Linked DNA regions of Homo sapiens: region 1 is linked to region 2. Evidence: read pairs that join two places in POLR2A ChIA-PET (ENCODE). Cell type or tissue: GM12878. All regions are shown on one strand. Links, peaks and the distances in the headings refer to the core of each region. The heading gives the core; the rest is flanking DNA.

The links. ChIA-PET counts read pairs that join two places held together with the same protein. Peaks named below come from ENCODE experiments on the same cell type or tissue, not always from the same donor. Only the 100,000 strongest peaks of a DNase experiment are listed, where the experiment ranks them.
Region 1: POLR2A ChIA-PET joins it to region 2 with 16 read pairs; 2 of 35 experiments call an interaction of 5 or more read pairs at or near these places.

Annotation. Positions count from the first base shown.
Region 1 is chr13:52,722,155-52,727,535 of GRCh38, reverse strand. CNMD (chondromodulin) reads left to right here. Exons shown (of 7, transcript NM_007015.3): 4 at 3,426-3,539. Among named protein-coding and RNA genes, the nearest start is that of CNMD, 15 kb to the left of the region's middle. RefSeq lists a silencer at 5,116-5,324. In GM12878, for the core only: no CTCF peak of the experiment used is centred there; no DNase peak of the experiment used is centred there.
Region 2 is chr13:52,614,289-52,619,669 of GRCh38, reverse strand. It overlaps a transcript of HNRNPA1L2 not described here. Among named protein-coding and RNA genes, the nearest start is that of LINC00345, 17 kb to the right of the region's middle. RefSeq lists enhancers at 2,101-2,320, 2,711-2,830. In GM12878, for the core only: no CTCF peak of the experiment used is centred there; a DNase peak (open chromatin) is centred at 2,249; H3K4me3 peaks cover 2,394 bases; H3K27ac peaks cover 830 bases.

The DNA.
Region 1 (5,381 bases), core at 103-5,102, 110 kb before region 2:
CACACCACCACACCTAGCTAATTTTTAAAATTTTTTTGTAGAAATGGGGTCTCACCATGTTGTGCAGGCTGGTTGCGAACTCCTGGGCTCAAGCAGTCCTTCTGCCTCAGCCTCCCAAAGTGTTGGGATTACAGGCATGAGACACTATGCTTGGCCCTTTTTTATTCTTTTTTATTTATTTTTGTCTGACTGGGTTATTTCAAAAGACTTCTCTTCAAGTTCTGAGATGCCTGAAATAGTCTATTGTTGAATCATTTTTTTTTATTTGAGACGGAGTCTGGCTCTGTCACCCAGGCTGAAGTGCGGTGGTGCCATTTCAACTCACTGCAACATCCACCTCCTGAGTTCAAGCGATTCTCCTGCCTCAGCCTCGAGTAACTGGGATAACAGGCGTGCACCACCATGGCCAGCTATTTTTTATTTTTTTGTATTTTTAGTAGAGATGGGGTTTATAGTTGGCCAGGCTGGTCTCGAACTCCTGACCTCAGGCGATCCACTCACCTTGGCCTCCCAAAGTGCTGGGATTACAGGTGTGAGCCACTGTGCCTGGCTTCTATTGTTGAATCTTTTAAGTGTATATTGTATTTCATTCAATGAATTCTTCAGTTCTATAATTTCTATTTCGTTCTTTTTCATAATATACATCTCCTTATTAAATTTCTCATTCATATCCTAAATTGTCTTTCTGATTTCTTTGTCATGTTTTTCAGTATTCTCTTGTATCTCACGGAGCTTCTTTAATATCAATATTTAATTTTTTTTCTGGGATTTCATAAATTTGTTTTTGATTGTGATCTGTTGCTGGAGAATTATTGTATTCCTCTGGGAGTGTCATGTTTTATTGCTTTTTCATGCTTCCTGTGTCCTTGTGTTGATATCTGTGCATCTGATTTAATAGTTGCTTATTACAGTTTTTTAAATTTGCTTTCATAGGTGTGGACTTTTGGTGTTGGTTAGGTAGGGCACTTCAGCTTTCATTCTGGGTGCATGCAGTAGTATAGTCTCTGTATGTTTTTTTTTTTTTTAGCTGTAAACAGCGTCGGTGGTGTCTGTGATTTTTCTTGGTAGCTTAAGGTGTGGTTGTTAATGAAGACTGTTCTGAAGTTTTGCTGGGGACCCAGGGGATTTTTGATACAAGGGAAGGTTTGTGAACCACTGATAAAAAGAAACTTGGGTCCAAAGGTTATTGCCATCACTTTAAAAGCTTTGTTACCTTGAACACCTTTCTCTTTCATATGGTAGTCTTCAACCCTGGCATCAACCCTTTAAATTATAAACACCTGGGGAGCTTTTAAGGCTCCCAATACCTGGGCCCCAAAGCAAACCAATCAAATGGGAATCTCTGGGAAGGGACCCAGGCGTCTGTGTTCTTAAACCCTCTACAGTGAATTCAGGTGCAGTTAAGAGCCAAGCCTCAGCAGTGAGCCTCGGAGCTCCTCTTCTGTAAAGTGGGGATAATGCCCCTGTCTCTCTGAGTGAGCAGTAGTGCTGGGAGAAATAGGTGAAATGAGTTACATATGTATACATGATTAATTAAGCCACAAGACAAATAATAAAGAGCTTGAGGAAGAATGAGCCTTTTCTTCTGTGTTTTGCAGTCCTTTACTCACCAGCTTCTGTAGGGCTCCTGGCTCTGTGACTACATAAGGTAGAGCTATCCATTAATCCCCTCCAGCATGACTTACATTTAATTTTCTTCTTCATTGTAAAGGGCTGAATCTTGAGCCAGGATCCCTAGATTTTAAGTGTTTTCTACCCCCATTCTTTATCACTGGCCCTGGTACCATTTCTATATCATTCCAACACTTGCCTCAACTCAACAGAGGACTGATAAGGTTCAGATTTGTGCTAGTATCTCCATTATTATACCATAAAAATTGTAGGCCTTTATTTTAGATTCACTAGTCCTGAAACTAACAGCAGCAGGAGGAGAGTAAACATTCTTGGGACAGAGCATCCTGTTACCCCTCATGTCCTCTGTGGGTAGAATCGGGGCTGTGCTTTCAGCCAAGACTGGAGCTTTGTGGCTGATGTTTCCCTTGAGGCAGTCCCTAGGCAGACCAAGAGAAGATATTGTTTATATCTCTCAGGAGACAAAAAAAAAACATCTAAGTCCTTGGGTAAGGTATAGAAGGAAAGTTCAGAACCAGGTGCTGTAGAAAGTTTTACTGTTTACTCTGGGCTCAGTAACCTAGGAAAATTCTGAATTCACAGAATTAATTAATTTGACCAACATCTTTTGAATAGCTTTGTGGGGTCACCAAAAAAGAAAACAGAAAAGATTCAAATACTGATCTCAAGAAGCTTATAACTAAGTAGGCTGTGTATAGCTGAGTAAGCATCCCAGTTGAGGAATGAAGACAGGAGGACTTATGGGAAAGCAGAGGAAAGACAGCTGCTTAGGCTGAGATGTTCAGAGAAGGCTGCATGGAGAAGGTGGCATTTCATCTGAGCTTGTGAATATAGATGGAATAACTAACATATTCTGTCCCAGCTCAAATATCATCCCCTCATTGAGTCACCTCCCCTGACTATGCTGTCTGTCTAAATTACCACCTCATCATTCCTGTCTTATTTTTCTTCTTAACAGTTATTACCTGACTTTATCTCTATTCTTGTTTGTTTGTTTGTTTTTATTTTTTTGAGACAGCCTCGTTCTGTCACCCAAGCTGGAGTGCAGTGGCGATCTTGGCTGTCTGCAACCTCCACCTCCCGGGTTCAAGCGATTCTCCGGCCTCAGCCTCCCAAGTAGCTGGGATTACAGGAGCCCGCTACCACACCCGGCTAATTTTTGTATTTTTAGTAGAGACAAGGTTTCACCATGGTGGCCAGGCTGGTCTCAAACTCCCGACCTCAGGTGATCTGCCCGCGTCGGCCTCCCAAAGTTCTGGTGGCATAAGCCACCATGTCCGGCTGTTTTTGTTTGTTTTTTGTTTTTGTTTTGAGACGGAGTCTTGCTCTGTTGCCCAGGCTGTGGAGTGCAGTGGCGCAATCTTGGCTCACTGCAAGCTCCGCCTCCCCGGTTCACCCTATTCTCCTGCCTCAGCCTCCCAAGTAGCTGGGACTACAGGCGCCCGCCACCACGCCTGGCTAATTTTTTTTTTTTTTTTTTTTTTTTGTATTTTTAGTAGAGATCGGGTTTCACCGTGTTAGCCAGGATGGTCTTGATCTCCTGACCTCGTGATCTGCCTGCCTTGGCCTCCCAAAGTGCTGGGATTACAGGCGTGAGCCACCGCGCCAGGCCGCCCGGCTGTTTTTTATTATTGGTAAACAATGCTAAAAGGTAAGTTCCATGAGGGCAGTTCCATCTCTTTTGTTCATCCCTATCCCTAGCACCCGGAACAGCATCTGGAACACAGTAGACACTCAATAAATCGAATAAATGAACAAATGGATAGATAGATGGATACACTTTTGTTTCATAGGGCATCACAGGAATTCGTTTTGCTGGAGGAGAGAAGTGCTACATTAAAGCGCAAGTGAAGGCTCGTATTCCTGAGGTGGGCGCCGTGACCAAACAGAGCATCTCCTCCAAACTGGTGGGTACCAACATGCCTGAGACAGTGAGACTGCTTGGCAAACATTGTTTGAAGGCACAACCCTTTTGGTTTTTATTTTTTGTTTTTATTTTTATTTTTATTGAGACAGAGTCTCACTCTGGAGTGCAGTGGCGCTTTTGGCTCACTGCATCCGATTCTCCTGTCTCAGCTTCCTGAGCAGCTGGGACTACAGGGACACCACCACATCCAACTAACTTGTTGTATTTTTAATAGATACAGGGTTTCACCATGTTGGCCAGGCTCTTCTTGAACTCCTGGCCTCAAGTGACCTGCCTGCCTCGGCCTCCTAAAGTGCCAGGATTATAGGAGTGAGCCACCGCGCCCAGCCTAAAGGCACAACACTTTTGGTTTCTAGTACCTGGATAGGTTCATGACTAGATGGTAAATTCGATTTCTTCTCTGCCAAAGGAATTCAAACTGTTTTTGTCCTACTGGGGTCAAGGGATTCTTCTCACATGATATAGTATATTTAAACGTTTTGGGAAGCCACATTTTAAAGTGCATAAAGGGGCTGGGTGCTCATATGGCCTTATTTGCCTGAGGTTAGGGAACTATCTGATCTGTGGTTAAGACTCCACAATAGAGGCAGGCATGGTGGCTCATGCTGGTAATCCCAGCACTTTGGGAGGCCGAGGTGGGCAGTTCATTTAAGCCCAGGAATTCCAGACAAGCCTGGACAACACGGCAAAACCCTGTCTCTACTAAAAATACAAAAAATTAGCTGGCCATGGTAGTGCGTACCTATAGTCCCAGCTACTCAGGAGGCAGAGGTGGGAGGATCACTTGAGCCCAGGAGATTGAGGCTGCAGGGAGCTGAGATTGCACCAGTGCACTCCAGGCTGGGCAACAGAATGAGACTCTATCTCAAAAAATAAAAAAACCCGAAAGAGACTCCACAATAAAGACAAAGGACTCCACAAGACAGGGTCTTCATTAAAGGGACCCACAATAGCGGATCACACAGCCTCTGCTGGAAAGCAGCCACAGGGCACTCATCCCCCACCCCAACACCAGCCAGCATCACTGAGGGTGGTTCTAATTGTTTTGCCCTACATTAAGCTGAGATAGCTCCTCCTACAACTTCTTCCCATTGGTTCAGGTTCAGCCCATTGAAGCTACACAACATATATCTAATTCCTTTTCTATGTGTCAAACCTGTGAGTTTTTAAAACATGTTTCTTTCATTTATTATTAATAACTTGCCTTTGAGCTTGATTTTTTTAAAATTTACTTTAGGAATTGCATACAGAATTCTAAAGACACATTTAACAGTAATACCTTACTTTTAATGGTAGTTTAGGGCTTACAAAATGGTCCCATTGATTACTGTCTTTTATTTGAGTTGTGGCAGGATAGAGTGGAGAGAAAATGGGCTTTGAAGTCAGAAAAACGTGGATTTACATCTCAGCTCTCATACTCCCTATGGATATTGTCATCTGTAAGCTGGGGGTATGCATACAGTGCCCATGGCCCTCAAATCTACTTGATGGTTGACAGATGGCTGCTGCTCATTGTTGTTAATTTTATTATGATCATCTTTGATCCTCCCAGTATTCCTGAGAGGGAGGGAAAGCAAGTATCAGCTCCCTCAAGGCAAAAGAGGAAAACTATATGGGTTAGCAAAGGCGCCTGGAAACTGCCTGATTGTTTGCCCCCATAGGAGCAGCTGCAGGCGGTGTCTCAAAACAGAACAACACAAAAGCTAAAAAACAAACCCGTGAGTTTGTAAAGCTGACTACCATTTCCTGTTTTCTCTTTTCTACTCTGTTTCCCATCCATCCTGTGAGATGTATTCCAGACCTTCCTTGCTCTGGTCATTCT
Region 2 (5,381 bases), core at 231-5,230:
GATTACAGGCGTGAGCCACCACGCCCAGCCTATTATTCTACACTTAAAGTTAACACTGGTCAGGTGCAGCGGCTCACGCCTGTAATCCCAGCATTTTGGGAGGCCGAGGCGGATGGATTACCTGAGGTCTGGAGTTCGAGACCAGCCTGGCCAACACAGTGAAACTCCGTTTCTACTAAAAATACAAAAATGAGCCAGGCGTGGTAACGTACGCTTGTAGTCCCAGCTATTCAGGAGGCTGAGGCACAAGAATCGCTTGAACCAGGGAGGCAGAGGTTGCAGCGAGCCAAGATCCTGCCACTGTACTCCAGCCTGGGCCACAGAGTGAGACTCCATCTCAAAAATAATTAGTAATAATAATAACAATAAATAAAGTTGGCCGGGCGTGGTGGCTCATGCCTGTAATCCCAGCACTTTGAGAGGCCAATGCGGGCCGATCACCTGAGGTCGGGAGTTGGAGCCTGGCCAACATGGAGAAACCCCATCTCTACTAAAAATACAAAATTAGCTGGGGCATGCCTGTAATCCCAGCTACTCAGGAGGCTGAGGCAGGAGAATCGCTTGAACCCGGGAGGCGGAGATTGTGGTGACCCGAGATCGTGCCATTGCACTCCAGCCTGGGCAACAAGAGCAAAACTCCGTCTCAAAAAAAGAAAATAAAGTTAATATTAAAGGTACTTTAACAGAAAGGTGGTAATCAGGGGAATGAATCTCACATATAATCTTTACTACAATGTTTCCTTTCAAGACTGCTTTCATACCACAGAAAGCAATCTACATTACAGGAAAATTATGTATAAGTAACTCCATAACACTAACATAAAATTCTAAACCTAACCTCCCACCTGAGTTTGTTTCCACTGACAGTATCTCATCAGTACTTCAAATGCAACACCTTCAAAACGACATTTAAGACGTCCCCTTTCAGACTGATTTTCCATTTTTCACACTTCTATATTAAAATGCCCCCTGACATAAACAGATTTTTTCTGTTTTCCAAAAATTATAACATACGTAAAAATCTTTCTCAACCCCGGATCTGCATTCTTCTGCTAACGTTAAGGATACCATAATCCTCCAAAGCAGCCAGTTGAAATCTTTGCTATCTCTGACCACCCTACCATTATCCCATGATGTCACATCCCCTTAATTCTACCTGGGCAATTTTTCTCCTCCATTCAGCTGGTCCTTCCCATCTTCACTGCTACTAACCTGCTTCAGCACTGTACTTAACTGGCTTCTGAGTGTTATGCATGGAAGTTACACAGTGGAATTAGGCTTTCATAACAATAAAGTACTCGGAGGATAAACAGCAAAACCAAGTATGCTGCAACACGTTTTCTTTCCTGGCTAACTTCAACCAGTGGTCCTTCAGATTTCATCAGACTTTTCTTCCAGAAAGGATATCCTGAGTCGCCCCTGCAATGGTTAGGTGTCCCTATTTGCTCCTCCAGCAATTACTTGTTGGATGAATGGTGTACTCTGTGCTTCCATACACTATCTCAGCAATTACTTCACTACACAGCACTTAAATTGTCTACTTGCTGGAACTACACGCTCCGTGATGACAAGACTGTCTTACTTGGGGTTTATGACCAGTACTGGCACGCTGTAAAGTTTTCCAATAATGAACTAAAGAATAAATGAAGGAAACAGAAATGAGACTATCACATAAATCTTGGGAAGCAAAAGCTAAAACAACTTCGCTTTTGGAGCTTGGATAAACTGACAGGAGTTGATGACAAGACGAATGAGGCACAGCGACCCGGCTTGTAATTGGAGCTCTGTCTTCCACGCACGCTATGTTTCCTTGGGCAAGTCATCTTATCTTTCTGGGATTTTTCTTTTCTCAGATTTAAAGCAATAGCTTCTAAAACCCAGCAGGTAATAACATCGACACCAGGAAGTTGGAGGATAACTGAATGTACAGCACGGGGCACAGGGATGCCCGAGGACCTGCGGAGCCAAAAGTGCTGAACTGCGGTACCTGACAGTTCCACGCCGAGCAGCGAGTAGCAAAATTGCAGCCGCTGATGTCTCCGGGCTTCCAGGGGACAAAGGGTGGCAGGAAAGGGTGCGAAGAGGTAGAAACGCCGAGACTCTAGGAAACACCGCGGAGACATAAAGCCATCCAGGAGAGCAACTGAACAGTGCGCCCCACGCCAAACACATCCCCCGCGCTCTCTTCCGTTTCTGGTCTGGCGGGTTCCTCTCCCTTTGCTTTCCGGTGGGCAACTGAGGTGGGTAACTGTATTCCGGACTCGCCCGCGGGCCGGGCGGAGCCAGCTACCTCCAGACGACCCCACCTACCCCGCGATTCTATTCCTAGAGGCGGAGTCCTCGCCAGTGTTCAGTAAGGTTCGCTGGCCTAGGAGGATTCCAGACCGCCGAGACCGCCGAACAAGATAGTGGAGGGCGTGATCAGTTGTGCAAAAACTACAGATGATCAGTCTGTTTTTATGTTGTTGTTTTTCTGAGACTGACTCTCCCTCTGTCGCCCAGGCTGGAGCGCAGTGGCGCGATCTTAGCTCACTGCAACCTCCGCCTCCCGTGTTCAACCAGTTCTCCTGCCTCAGTCTCCTGAGTAGCTAGGATTACAGGCGTGCGCCACCACGCCCGGCTATTTTTTTTTTCTTTTTTGTACTTTTAGTAGAGACGGGGTTTCAGCATGTTGGCCAGGCTGGTCTCAAACTCCTGACCTCGTGATCCGCCCGCCTCGGCCTCCCAAAGTGCTGGTATTAGAGGCGTGAGCCACCGCGTCTGGTGGTTTCTTCACCCACACATCTGATGCCTCAGCTGGAGTAACTGGAAGAAACAGGGGCTAGCTGAATCTCTCTCCACACCTTTGCCCCGTGCTTTTTTTTTTTTTTTTTTTTTTTTTTTTTTGAGATGAAGTCTCACTCTGTTGCCCAGGCTGAAGCACAGTGTCGTGATCTTGACTCACTACAACCTCTGCCTCCCAGGTTCAAGCTATCCTCCTGCCTCAGCCTCCAGATTAGCTGGAGATTAGCAGCCTCCAGATTAGCATACGACACCACACCTGGCTACTTTTTGTATTTTTTTAGTAGAGACGGGAGTTTCACCATGTTGTCCAGGCTGGTCTCAAACTCCTGACCTCAGGTGATCCACCTGCCTCAGCCTCCCAAAGTGTGGGATTACAGGCGTGAGACACTGCGCCAGCTTGCCCCATGACTTTTGTACCTGGCTGGGTTGCACTTCCTCACAGCATGGCATCTCAGCATATTTGGACTTCTTTTTATTATTATTATTATTTTTTTTTTTTAGTCTCTCTCTCTCTCCAGGCTGGAGTACAGTGGCGCAATCTCAGCTTACTCCAACCTCCACCTCCTGAGTTCAAGCAATTCTCCTGCCTCAGCTTCCCGAGTAGCTAGAACTACAGGCATGCACCACCACGCCCAGCTAATTTTTGTATTTTTAGTAGAGATGGGGTTTCACCACATTGGCCAGGATGATCTTGATCTCTTGACCTCGTGATCGGCCTGCCTCGGCCTCCCAAAGTGCTGGGATTACAGACGTGAGCCACTGGGCCTGGCCTATATTTGGACTTCTTACAGAGCAGCTGGCTTGCCTTAGAGTGAACATTCACACCAGACTAAAGCTGCACAGCATTGAAAGTCACATGACATCACTTTCATTTCATTCTATTGGTGCAAAATGGGTCACAGGGCCAGTCCAGATTCAAAGTGAAGGAACCACACTTCCCTGAAAGTACCAGCAGCAGTGGCCACTGGGGGACGATTTTCAGAGAGTTGCTACCACATCCTAGAAAACTTTGAATTAGTTAATTCCATTCATTTCATCAGTATTTTCTTTAAAAAACTGTTTTAAATTATTTTTAAATTTTTTGTGGGTACATAGTAGGTGTATATAGTTATGGAATACATGAGATGTTTTGATATAGGCATGCAATGCGTATTAATCACATCATGGAGAATGGAGTACTCAAGCATTTATCCTTTGAATTACAAACAATTCAATTACATTCTTTAAGTTATTTAAAAATATACAATTGTTATTGACTACAGTCACCCTATTGCGCAATTAAAATAGGTCTTATTCTTTCTATATTTTTTGTACCCACTAACCATCCCCACCTCCCCTCCAACTCCCCACTACCCTTCTCAGCCTCTGGTAACTATCCTTCTACTCTCTATGACCAGGAGTTCAATAGTTTTGATTTTTAGATGCCACAAATAAGTGAGAACATGAGACGTTTGTCTTTCTTTTCCTAGCTTATTTCATTTAGCATAATGACCTCCAGTTCCATCCACGCTGTTCCAAATGCCTGAATCTCATTCTTTTTCATGGCTGAATAGAACTCCATTGTGTATATATACCACATTTTCTTTATCCATTCCTTTGTTGATGGGCACTGAGGTTGCTTCCAAATCTTAGCCATTGTAAACAGTGCTGCAACAAACATAGGAGTGTGGATATCTTTTCTATATTCTGATTTCCTTTCTTTTGGGTATATACCTAGGAGTGGGATTGTTGGATGATGTAGTAGCTCAATTTTTAGTTTTTTGAGGAACCTCCAAACTGTTCTCCATAGTGGTTGTACTAATATACATTCCACCAACAGTGTACAAGTGTTCCCTTTTCTCCACATCCTTGCCAGTATTTGTTATTACCTGGCTTTGGATATAAGCCATTTTAACTGGGGTGAAATGATATCTCATTGCAGTTTTGATTTGCATTTCTCTGATGATAATGATAAGCACCTTTTCATATGTCTGTTTGCTATTTGTTTTCTTTTGAGAAATGCCTATTCAAATCTTTTGCTCGTTTTTTGATCAAATTATTAGTATTTTTCCTATAGAGTTGTTTTATTTATTTTATTTTATTTTATTTTTATTATTATTATACTTTAAGTTTTAGGGTACATGTGCACAATGTGCAGGTTAGTTACATATGTATACATGTGCCATGCTGGTGTGCTGCACTCATTAACTCGTCATTTAGCATTAGGTATATCTCCTAATGCTATCCCTCCCCCCTCCTCCAACCCCACAACAGTCCCCAGAGTGTGATGTTCCCCTTCCTGTGTCCATGTGTTCTCATTGTTCAATTCCCATCTATGAGTGAGAACATGCGGTGTTTGGTTTTTTGTCCTTGTGACAGTTTACTGAGAATGATGATTTCCAATTTCATCCATGTCCCTACAAAGGACATGAACTCATCATTTTTTATGGGTGCATAGTATTCCATGGTGTATATGTGCCACATTTTCTTAATCCAGTCTATCATTGTTGGACATTTGGGTTGGTTCCAAGTCTTTGCTATTGTGAATAGTGCCGCAATAAACATACGTGTGCATGTGTCTTTATAGCAGCATGATTTATAGTCCTTTGGGTATATAC